Linked DNA regions of Homo sapiens: region 1 is linked to region 2. The links are chromatin loops, found by intact Hi-C in ENCODE. Cell type or tissue: heart right ventricle. All regions are shown on one strand. Each heading gives the region's core, and the rest is flanking DNA. Links, peaks and the distances in the headings are about the cores only.

Region 1 (5,379 bases), core at 206-5,205, 86 kb after region 2:
AAGGTACTTCATAAATATTTGGATTAGATTTATAGTCTCCACTGTTATTAAGAGGGCACTGGGTACTCCACATTCCTAACCAGAGGTAACTTCACCTTTAGCTTGGCTTCTCTTAGCTGAGTTCCTTTTTAAAAAGCCAGTCTTCTCCTGTATAGTGATTATTCTTGTAAAGTCATGATATTATAATCCATGGGATTTAGGAAAGTAAAGTGAAGATTAAAGTGCCTGGGTATCTTTGATCACAAGTCTAAGATCATTGCTGAGGATCAAAGTCTTAACTTGGGAAAATTTAGCCTCATTACTGTTTTGAGGTCTGACAGCTGTCTCTGTGCTTTTAATAGATCAATTCCATTCATCTATTCAAATGAGCTCTTCCAAATGCTTCCTTGATGTGCCAAGAACACACTTCTCATCTGTGTAGTTTTGTTATTTAAGGATGATATATTGGATTTTTTTCAGTCAATCATTTTGGTTATTCTGACACTTTCTGTATACCATGTCCTTCAAAGTTATTTTTGTTTTATCAAGAGATTTCTTTGTGTGGCTAACAGAAAATGGTGCATAATTGTAACAATAATGAAGTTTTATAGATCTTTGCACATGGGCATATGTGACATTTTAGAAATTCATAACATTCTGAGGAACATATTGGCGCCATCCTCATAGGATTTGTGTCCATGGGGATGCTAGGTGATCATTCAAGTCCTTACTTTCTATCTCATTCTGGAGATGGACTAAAAGTTGTAACACCAACACCAAGTGGCATGTTATGTATTTATATTTGTGAATTAGAATTTTCCTGAGTTGGGGAGGTGCATGGCAAGCATGTCTTTCTTGGCCTCATAGTTTGCATGAATGAAATGAAAAGATGGAATGGTGGTGCTTATGATGTATTTTATTGCTATAATACGAACCTGAGTAATGTTAATTAAGATTAATTAGGATTAAGCTAATTTACAGTGGGGGGGAATCTACTCACAGAAATAAGAACAAATTGTCTAAACTTACATATATTTACTAAATAGTAGGAACTATTTATTTAGCTAAAATTAAACTGTAACAGGTTTGGTTGAAGATTACCCACAACGTAACCAGTCAAGGGGAAATACTGTAAGGATAAAAATTCAACCAAGGGCCAGGTGCAGTGGCTCACGGCTGTAATCCCAGCACTTTGGGAGGCTGAGGCGGGTGGATCACGAGGTCAGGATATCGAGACCATCCTGGCTAACACGGTGAAACCCCGTCTCTACTAAAAATACAAAAAATTAGCTGGGCGTGGTGGCAGGCGCCTGTAGTCTCAGCTACTTGGGAGGCTGAGGCAGGAGAATGGCGTGAACCCAGGAGGTGGAGCTTGCAATGGGCCCAGATGGCGCCACTGCTCTCCAGCCTGGGCAACAGAGCAAGACTCCACCTCAAAGAAAAAAAAAAATCAAATAAGATGTTACACAATGAATACTATACACATCACTGTCTTGAGGGCTCAAAGGACCCTTTAATTCTTCCCTAGCACAATGGAAAGAAAAACAGGAGAGGCACAGTACCTAATATAATAGATGTTGGAACACAAGGCCAGAGAGAACTATGTAGAATCTCAGGTGGCATAAACAGCCAGGAATTGCTTGAGAAAGCAGTAAACAAAGACAGTTGTCTTTCCAGCAAAGGCAATTCAATATTCAGATCTTAGACTATTGGGCCTTCAATTGAGAAGCTTTTGGAAGGCCTGAAGTGTGAGGATCTGAAGTCTTTGTGGAAGATACAAAGGGAATGGATGGGGTTACCAGACATTGGATGGTGACACGGAGCCCCAGGATGGGAATCTGTGCCACCACTCAGCATCCAGGAGCTCCAAAGCATCTGCTTATTTGGGGCTACTCCAGGTGGTGTTTTCAAGATAATTCATCCTGAGTGAAATGTTCCCAATAGCCTTTGATCCAGCGACTAAAGTCTCTTTTTGGTGATGCCCCAGGAGGTGAGAGCACTTTGTGTATATCCCTGGTGGCCTGCCCAATTCCTTAGGTTGGTTTCTTCTCTGCTTCAGTAATGAAAATGTGCTGCAATAACCAAAGACCTGCAAAGCAATGTGGAAATATTCACTCATTAGTGAACTATCAGTGCCTCCCATGACTGTTGCCATTTCTATCCATGCAGATGGCAAAGGGCTGGCTTCTGAGTGTGTCTTCCTGAGGCTGCAGAGCAGGAAGGTGACAATCACATCAACCTCTCTCTCCCTCGCATCATCCTGTCCATTTGCTCCTCTCTGCATATACTCCCAGTGCCAAAAATCTAGTTAATTCTGAATTTCCCCAGGCAGTGTCTTCATTTAGGTAGTGCATATCCAAGGCCCAGCATCTGGGTGTCTAAAATCAGTATATTGCCCTGTAGACAGATTTTAGCCACCCCAGATGGAGTTTATGCTCAGGAAGTGTTGGACCTTAGCAGAGCTTTCAGACTTAAGGAAGAAAAAAGATCGACTTTACCACCTTGGCAGCATGGAGACAGCTTTATGTACATGTTCTTACAGGGTTTGGCTAAACATTTTGTACGGTTCGGGTGGAACATGTGAAGAACTGTAATAGAAGCAGAAGCGTTGCAACACGATGGCCCGACCATGGGGGCTTGGCAGCAACTTGCTCCAGCTCTCAGTTTGGTACAAAGTGCTATCATTACCATTTGGAAGCAGCTCCCTGTAATGTGAAAACACTTCCAGGGAAATGCCAGGAATCACAAACACAGCCTTTACAGAATGCAGAGACAACCACTATCTTTGCAGGTGGCCATTGGTGGCCCGGATCTGCCTCCCCAAGTCTTAGGCAGAATCTGGAGTGGACAGGAGGGAGTTGAGGGCAGGGAGGGGGTAAAGATATTTTCCCCAGTCCAGCCAGAAAGCTCGGGTAAACGGGCCCTTCCTTTGTACTCTTGGGTCTTCTGTGTGATCAGCTGAGGCTGAGGAATCTTTGGGGCAAACTCAAGGCAGCCGTGTAAGTCAGGCCTTGGGGAAAGCGGGGAGCAAGGCAGAAAAACAGAGCAGTGGGAAGTGGTTGCTTGGTGCTGAGTTTGGCTTAAAGTGTTGAGCTGTGCTTGAGCCTTCAGGCTCCAAGCAAAACTCCAGGGGAATGAAACCCACAGCAACCCAAACAAGGTTAAGGCTGAGCAGGAGGCCGTCTGTGGGGCCACACTGCTCTTCACACGCGGCCTGTGCAGGCCTTTCGGTGGATGGAGACCTTTCACTGCAAATCGGGTTTCTTTGGACTCATCTGAGCCAGAGTCGTTGAATGTGTTCAGTCACGACTCGGTTTTTCCCAGAAGCAGAACCCCTTTCTCACACCCAAGACCATGTCCTTGGCTGGCAAGCTATTATTTACCTCGTAGCCGAGCCAGGCAAGGGAGCCGGGGGTTGTTTTTGTGAAGAAATTCACACTGGGGATGGGTTGTAAAAGGAAAATATGAACAGAGGTTTGGAGTCGAGACTCTGAGACTCTGTTGGGGTGAACTCCCCCCTCCATAAGAGTCCTAGAAAAACAGAGGCGATGTCGTCATAGCAGCTGCTGATGGCCTGACAGACAGTTTCCGCAGCGCTACATGAGGCCCTTTGGTGTCTCTGTCAGGAGATTGGCAGCTGAATGACACCAATGAGGCCGGGCCTGTATTCCCTCTGGGAATGCCGCCCTAATTGATAGACAGAAGGCAAAGAGGAGGATTGTTTTTGAACCTGAAAAGAAACCCCCTTTTTTTCTCCCGAAAGCTCATGCCCCCACTCTCCACAGCTCTATTTTCCCCTCCCTCCGACACTTTTTTTGGAAGGTGTTTTGTTCCAGGGCAGTTACAGAGCTTAATGGAACTGAATGACTTTTACCCTTCACAATCTGTCAGTCAAAGCCCGACTCCAGGACTGTTAAATAAAGTCCTTTCAGAGGCAGACAGGAGAGGAATGTGTCAGTCAGGCAACAGACCCTGTTGTGTTTTAATCTGTCAGAGGGCTGATGAGGAGAGCAGCGGGCCCCAGGCAGGGCACATTCCCAGCAGCCCGAAGAGGCCTTGACAAACCCAGGTGTGGAGCCAGAAAGTCCCCCCACTCCAGCATTCTTGAGGTGTGGACTCAGAGCCCCCAGGCACTCGGGTTTGCAATCAACTGTGAGATGTTTGGGCAAATTTTCAGCACAGGTTTCATACTAAGCATTTTAAACATAAAACCAACCACTAAGTGCTGGGTATCCGTACGAGGCATGGCTTTCAAATTAATACACTGCTTAGCTGAAAATACAGCAGACAGTAATGTTCTTGCTGAGGGGCCTTCAGGTAGACTCCAATTCCAAACCAATTTTGTCTAGCCACTTTCATTTCTTTCTAATACTTTCCCTTCACATTATATGACAATCCATTAATCTTGCCCATTAACTTAAAATTGCTGGGCAGTTTTTTTGCAGAGTTCTCAACAGTTGCTTTTGTTCACTATAGATTCAGAGCGTTACATAAAAAATGTCCACCATTAGACATACTAATGACCAATTCCTTATGTTTGGGTGACATTTCCTTTAAGGGGTTTCAAAAAAAAATTGGAAAAGGATGAGAGTAGAGTGGAAATAGGGCGGAGGGAGTGGGGAAGTTGATTTTTAAACAAACGGGGTTTGTTTTTATCAGCGTGCAGGAGAAAAAGCTACAAAATACCAATACAGATATTTTTACCCAGGGCTGAAGGCCTGGGTGTTCAGGCAGGAAAGGCATCCCCTTGCCGCAGATGAGTGGCAGTGGGTCTGGCAGGGAAGGCGGTCTGCAGAGCCTCAGCCCTGAGGGTTGTTTGGGCTCAGGATAAACTTGAGTATGTTATTTATTACTTGCCTGTTTTCTTGCCTCTCCTCAGGAGATTTTGTATAAAACAAGAGCAATCTTCCCTACTTCCCCCCAGCCCTGCAGTTTTCTTTTCTTTGACATGCCTACCTTCTACCTCCCAACACACTTCCCAAATTAGTCAGTTAGCAAAATTTTGTTTCTTTTCTTTTCTCTTTTTTATCCCCTGCTCAGGTCTAGGTATTGGGGTGTCCATCTTCCAGCAGCTCCTGGGACCGCTCGCGTTACATTGGTGTATTAGGCAATGAAAAATTCCCCTTCTTCTCTCCTTCCATCCCTCTCTAGCCAAAAGTGTCAACTTTGTGTTTTTTTCTAACCATGGGCATGGGCCCCTAGGTATAAACCTGTTTTAGACAGACTAAACTGAAATTTGAAAGGCCTCTGGCATAGACTGATACACTTTGTCAAGCTGAAGTAGGTCTAAAGATGTTAAAATAAATATGGCACACTCTCTGTTACTAAAGCTAAACAATTTCCGAAGAAATGAATTTTCAGCATTTTACCCCCATCTATGAAATTAGAGAATCACGATGG
Region 2 (5,379 bases), core at 315-5,314:
AATGGTATTTTTACTCCATTTTCCTTGAAAAAAATGACTGTAGGTACATGTATTTTTTATGGAAATTAGGGTCAGAAAATGATCTGAGTGGATTTTACTTCAACTTCCAGCTCTAGATTTTTTTTGTACAAGGCATGTGACTTTAAAGCAAGAAAAGTGTAAAAATTAAAAATGCAAGACAGAAGAGCAAGTCAATATGGGCGTTGTGGGTCACAAAGGGCATTTCTTCCACATTAGAGTAATTCATCAGGTCATTGTGCCAGATAAATATAATATCTGAAATCAAAAAGCATGAGCAAAGTTTGAAAACTCTCCATTTCCACATGTGACCTTTACCTATTTATAGAAGGAATCACAGTGGAATAAGGCAATCATCCTTTCTCGGAAAGCAAGAAGGATGCATTTCCTGGCACCGTAAATAGAATGTCTGTGAGTCTCTGGCCACCCCCTCTCCTTAGCAGACAGCAGACAGTGGACGGTAACAGCCCCTGTCTTTTGGGTAGGAATAATTAATGGGGCAAGCGTATGTCTGTGGCTTTTGAGCAGCTAAGGTGAAACTGCTTGTCCATTTCAGCTTTCACTTAAACCACTGGGACACTTACTTCCTGAGTCAATGGTGAGTCTGCAGTGCTAACAAAAGACTCCCATTGATTATTGCCGTGTAGTAATTGCTGCCAGTGTGAGGCTGTCCCTCACAATTTGTTGACATCTCTTGACAATTTAAATATGGCCCATGCTAAAGGCCTGAAGCCATCAGAATGCAGGGTGAGGAATGAAAAGGCAAATATGAACTTTTCCAGCAAACTCAAGTGCAGGGTGCAAAAAAGCATCTCCAGTGATGACATTTTAATTGTACATTAGGAGTCTTTTCAGTGGAGCCTCCTGGCTCTGCTTATGCTGAGAGGTTGCTAGTAAGCTAAATCCCAGTAGTCCCCACAATACTTTGTAAATAAGAGGAGGCAGTGATGTATCCATTAGTACATGAACATCCCCTCGGATTTTAAAACAAAGGCATGTTAGGAACCACCAGAAGGAAAGGTTTCATATCATGGGTGAGGTGGAAGTTGGCAGCTGCATCTGGAAAACCAGTTTGCAACTCAGCTGCGCTTGATGCTCTGCAAACTGACCAGGGTTCAGCAAACTGTGGCCGTGGCCCAAATCCAGCTCCATGCCTGCTTGTTGTAAATAAAGTTTTATTGGAACACAGCCATGTTCACTTGTTTATATATTGTATATGGCTGCTTTCCTTCTACAACAGCAGAGTTGCTGTTGGACAGACTGTATGGCCTGCAAAGCTGAAAATAATCTACTATCTGGCCCTTTACAGAAAGAGTTTGCAGATCCCTACCCTAGATTAATGTATGCTGAAGGATGATTTTCATATTAAGCCACCAAATTAAATGTTTTGTAGGAGATTCTGTAGTCCTAGAGAAGCTGTACAAATATGTGTGGGCTTTGAGGCCTAGAAATCTGGGCTTGAGAGAAACAGGGCTATACCCTTCCCTTATTATAAAAACTTTTAAAACTTTTCTGCATCATTCTCATTCTACTTCTCTAAGATACTCATGTTCTTAGCTAAAAGTTCCCGCCTCCTGTGACTTTAGGGATCATGGGAAAACTGGTGGAATTTTATTTCCCTTGGAGCCTTACAATCTAAACTGCTAATTCTTAAATGGAGGTGTAAACGCTTTTGATTGACATTTGGTTTAAGTATGACCATTAAAAACTCCCAGTGCCACAGGTAGATTTAGTAAAAGTTAACCATGCTTGTTCTGGCATTCCATAGTTAAATTTAAGTTTTATGGACTGCTTAGAGAAAGAATTCTTTATAGCTGGGAAGGAATTAACCTTTAAGGCACCAGTTTGCTGTAATTGTTAAAATTAGCATAGTTACTTGGGTGAAAAACTCTAAAATGTTCTATACTCTTGCTTGCTTTGGCAGCACATATACCAAAATGTTCTCTACTCTTTTATTGTAAAGGTCCCTAGTTTAGGTCTGTCACCAACATGGATGCTGAATTGAGACCCAGCACTAGAGGTCACTTCCTACCCTCAATGTTATAAAACTCTTATACATGTGGAGAAGATGTCCTTTGCCTTGGATGAAAAGCCAGCAGATTGTAGTGTTGAGAAAGATCCTGAGGATGCATCCAGGAGCAGTAGGGAAGAACTCCACGATCGATATCAATGGTTGATATCTGTGATGCTTCAAGACAGAAAGTGATGGCAACTCATGCTGCGTAATTGTTTTTCTTGCTCTGTGGTTTCAAGGGCTGTGGAATTGCAGAACTGTCTTCTGTTTCTTTGTTATGAGCTCCCTGCTCTGTTGTCAGCAGGTCTGGGACTCCATGTTCCTGTCACTGGGTCTTATCACCACTTCTTATTCTGTTACTCCATTGCTCTATTTTTATGTCTTCTATATTTATTTATTTATTTTTGGCTCCTCTAACTGGAAAAAGTTCTCTTGAGAAGTCTTTCTTTTTTAGACACTTCTGGTTGATAAGCATGCTTCTTTCCACTCCCCAGGGCCGGTGCATACAAGTGTGTAGACTGTGACCTGGACAAGGTGGCCTGGAGAAGAGGTGTGAGGGAGGCTTAGATCCAGAGTGCGTCCATTCCTTTCAGCTTTATTGGTCTGTATCCATTTTTAAGGATGGATTTTCTTTTTTTCTCTTTTTCTTTGTTTTGAAATAATTCACTCTTAGATTACTATTTTATTAAATTAATTTTAATCAATTTGTTTTTTATTTATTTATTTTTTGAGCCAGTGTCTTGCTCTGTTGCCCAGGCTGGAGTGCAGTGGTGAGATCTTGGCTCACTGCAACCTCTGCCTCCTTGGTTGAGGCGATTCTTGTGTCTTAGCCTCCCTAGTAGCAGGGATTACAGGCGTGCGCCACCATGTGCAGCTACTTTTTGTAATTTTAGCAGAGATGAGGTTTCGCCATGTTGGCCAGGCTGGTCTTGAACTCCTGACCTCAGGTGATCTGCCAGCCTCAGCCTCCCAAAATGCTGGGATTACAGGCATGAGCCACCATGCCTGGCCTAATCCTTTTGTTTTGATGCTTAAATTGCCCCACATTTGGCCAGTGGGAACCCTTTCAGGTTGACTTCTGTGTTCTATTGACATATTGCTATCATTTTTGTGGGCACCTTTTTAACTTTCTTGCAAGGCAAAATGTTCCAGACTCATCTTTACCTTCACCACCCCAGCCCTGGAATCAACCATTTCTCCAAAGATCCCTGGCTCCTTTCAGTTAGCAATGGTATTTATAAACTAAGACTGGGGTGCCAGGTGTGCTCACAGCTAAATGGAATGTCATTGCTTTTAGGATGCAAAAAAAATAAAAAAATTTTAATGACGTCATGAGTTTATATTGACACTTCCAAGTCCAATCTAATCACATAAAGCCCTCCCTTGCTGTCCCCACTCCTTTTTTAATTCTTTTCTTTACAGTTAGAACCAACCCTGGCTCCCAACAATATCAATCCACCTATTATGTCAGAACTATAACATTTGCATACTTATTCATGTTCTCACCCTTAGTTTAATCCTAGCTCTACAATCATATATATTAAATACTCACCAACAGTCCTTTTGCCAAAGTTTCCCCACTTATCTCTCGGTTGGATGGCTGGATGAGTCTCATCCTCTAGTGGACTCCTCAGGAATAGCAGGTGTTTCATTATCTTTCAGATGGGAAAGCCTCTCCTGACATTACTTCTGGTTTCCAGTTCTGTAGGTCAGCTCTGGCTTGCTTTGGGCTCTGCTGAGCTCCACATTTCTTTCCATCCCAGGATGTAGGCTGGAGGAGCAGCCCCTCTCTGGAACACTCTTCTCATAGCAGAGGGTAGGAACAAAGAGGTTGACCCAAACGATTCAAGTACATTTAAAGCTTCTGCTTAGATGTGGTGTACATTTGCTCTCATTCCATTGGCTAAGGCGAGTCCCTTGGCCAAGCTTCCTGATGGGCCAGGAAGTACACTCCTCCCACATGGAAGCATGGCAAAGGTGAGGAGTGGCTGATACTTTCACAGAAAAGAGAGATGTTAAAATGCTGAAGTGTAAAGTACATCTTCAAGTGGGCGATTTTGTTTAGCAGAATTTCCCAACTTAATTGACCACAGAAATTTTTTTTTTTCTTTGAGGTACATCTTTTAGCACTCAAATTCCCTGGCGGACACTTTGGGAAATGCTGCTCTGGTCCATCTGGAGGTGTTATAATTGACCTTAGAAAAGACTTTCTTTTGGAGGTCTGGGTAAATGGAATATATGGAGTTCTGAAACTCATGTTTCATTGAGTGAGAACCAGACGTTAAAACCTTCCCACATCAGCAAGTCTAATGTTACTTTATTAGCTAACACTTCTTCAGCCTTAAAGAGCTGTCAAAAATAGATTTGGATAATAAACCTTAAATTCACATGCTTTCTGATCTTTGTGGATCATCAATGATCTCTTTAGGAATCATCCATGCCCCTAATCATCTTTTTTATTTTCTAATAATCCGTTGCTAAGGAATTATCATTTTCTATGTATTTCATCAAATAACAAAATCAAGAATCTCCATCTGGTTGTTTTTATGTCTCTCTCTAGATGATTACTGTCTTTCTTGGTAACAGATATGTGAGTAATAAATTGCTTTTAATGATGATGAAAAATTGCTTACTGAGCATTTGATATGTGCATGGCAGGGTGCCTTCACTCTGTGGACTTTGGCTACATGGAAAGCAGAGAAATAAAATTTAAATTAGGAACACATATTCTTTCTTTATAGCATAAGGTAAGTGTCTCATAACCTTGAAGTTAGGGGATACAGGTCATTGGCTAAAAGGATGGAAACCAGGGCATCCACATTCTAGTGCCAATCTGGGGGTACACTTGAACAATTTATTACAAGTCTTAGTCTTCTTATTTGCAAAATAAGAGATACTATGTGGAGTCTTCAAGAGGTTCTGCTAATGAAGACAGAAAAGATGAAGAAAGTATTGCAGAAGGATAGAAGTGTGCTACACAGTATAGTTTAAGTTGCAGTTCTTTTTATCCCAAATGTTTGATCTTTCAAGCCTTATTTTTCTAATTTTTAATTATAAAATATATATAACATAAAAGTGGCCATTTTAGCCATTTTAAGTGTACATTCATAGTGTTATACAACCATCACCACTATAAATTTCCAGAATTTTTTATTTCATACTGGAGCTCTGTACCCATTAATAAAAACTCTCCATTCCCCCTTACCCTCAGACCCTGGTAGCCTTTATTCTACTTTCTGTCTTTATGAATTTGCCTAGTCTACGTATCTTATATAAGCAGAATCATACAATATTGTCCTTTTGTGTCTTGTTTATTTCTCTTAACCTAATGTCTTCAAGCTTCATCC

Evidence for each region. A loop is a pair of places that touch in the nucleus more often than their neighbours do. Peaks named below come from ENCODE experiments on the same cell type or tissue, not always from the same donor. Only the 100,000 strongest peaks of a DNase experiment are listed, where the experiment ranks them.
Region 1: a loop joins it to region 2, with 4 times the contacts of the local background. A loop is called at or near these places in 16 of 110 quality-filtered maps.

Annotation. Positions count from the first base shown.
Region 1 is chr7:25,751,755-25,757,133 of GRCh38, reverse strand. The region is part of intron 1 of LINC03007 (long intergenic non-protein coding RNA 3007); the gene reads left to right. Among named protein-coding and RNA genes, the nearest start is that of LINC03007, 36 kb to the left of the region's middle. RefSeq lists an enhancer at 2,472-4,851. In heart right ventricle, for the core only: no CTCF peak of the experiment used is centred there; DNase peaks (open chromatin) are centred at 2,633 and 2,884; H3K27ac peaks cover 2,596 bases.
Region 2 is chr7:25,837,559-25,842,937 of GRCh38, reverse strand. No RefSeq gene overlaps it. Among named protein-coding and RNA genes, the nearest start is that of LINC03007, 50 kb to the right of the region's middle. In heart right ventricle, for the core only: no CTCF peak of the experiment used is centred there; a DNase peak (open chromatin) is centred at 2,507; H3K27ac peaks cover 2,921 bases.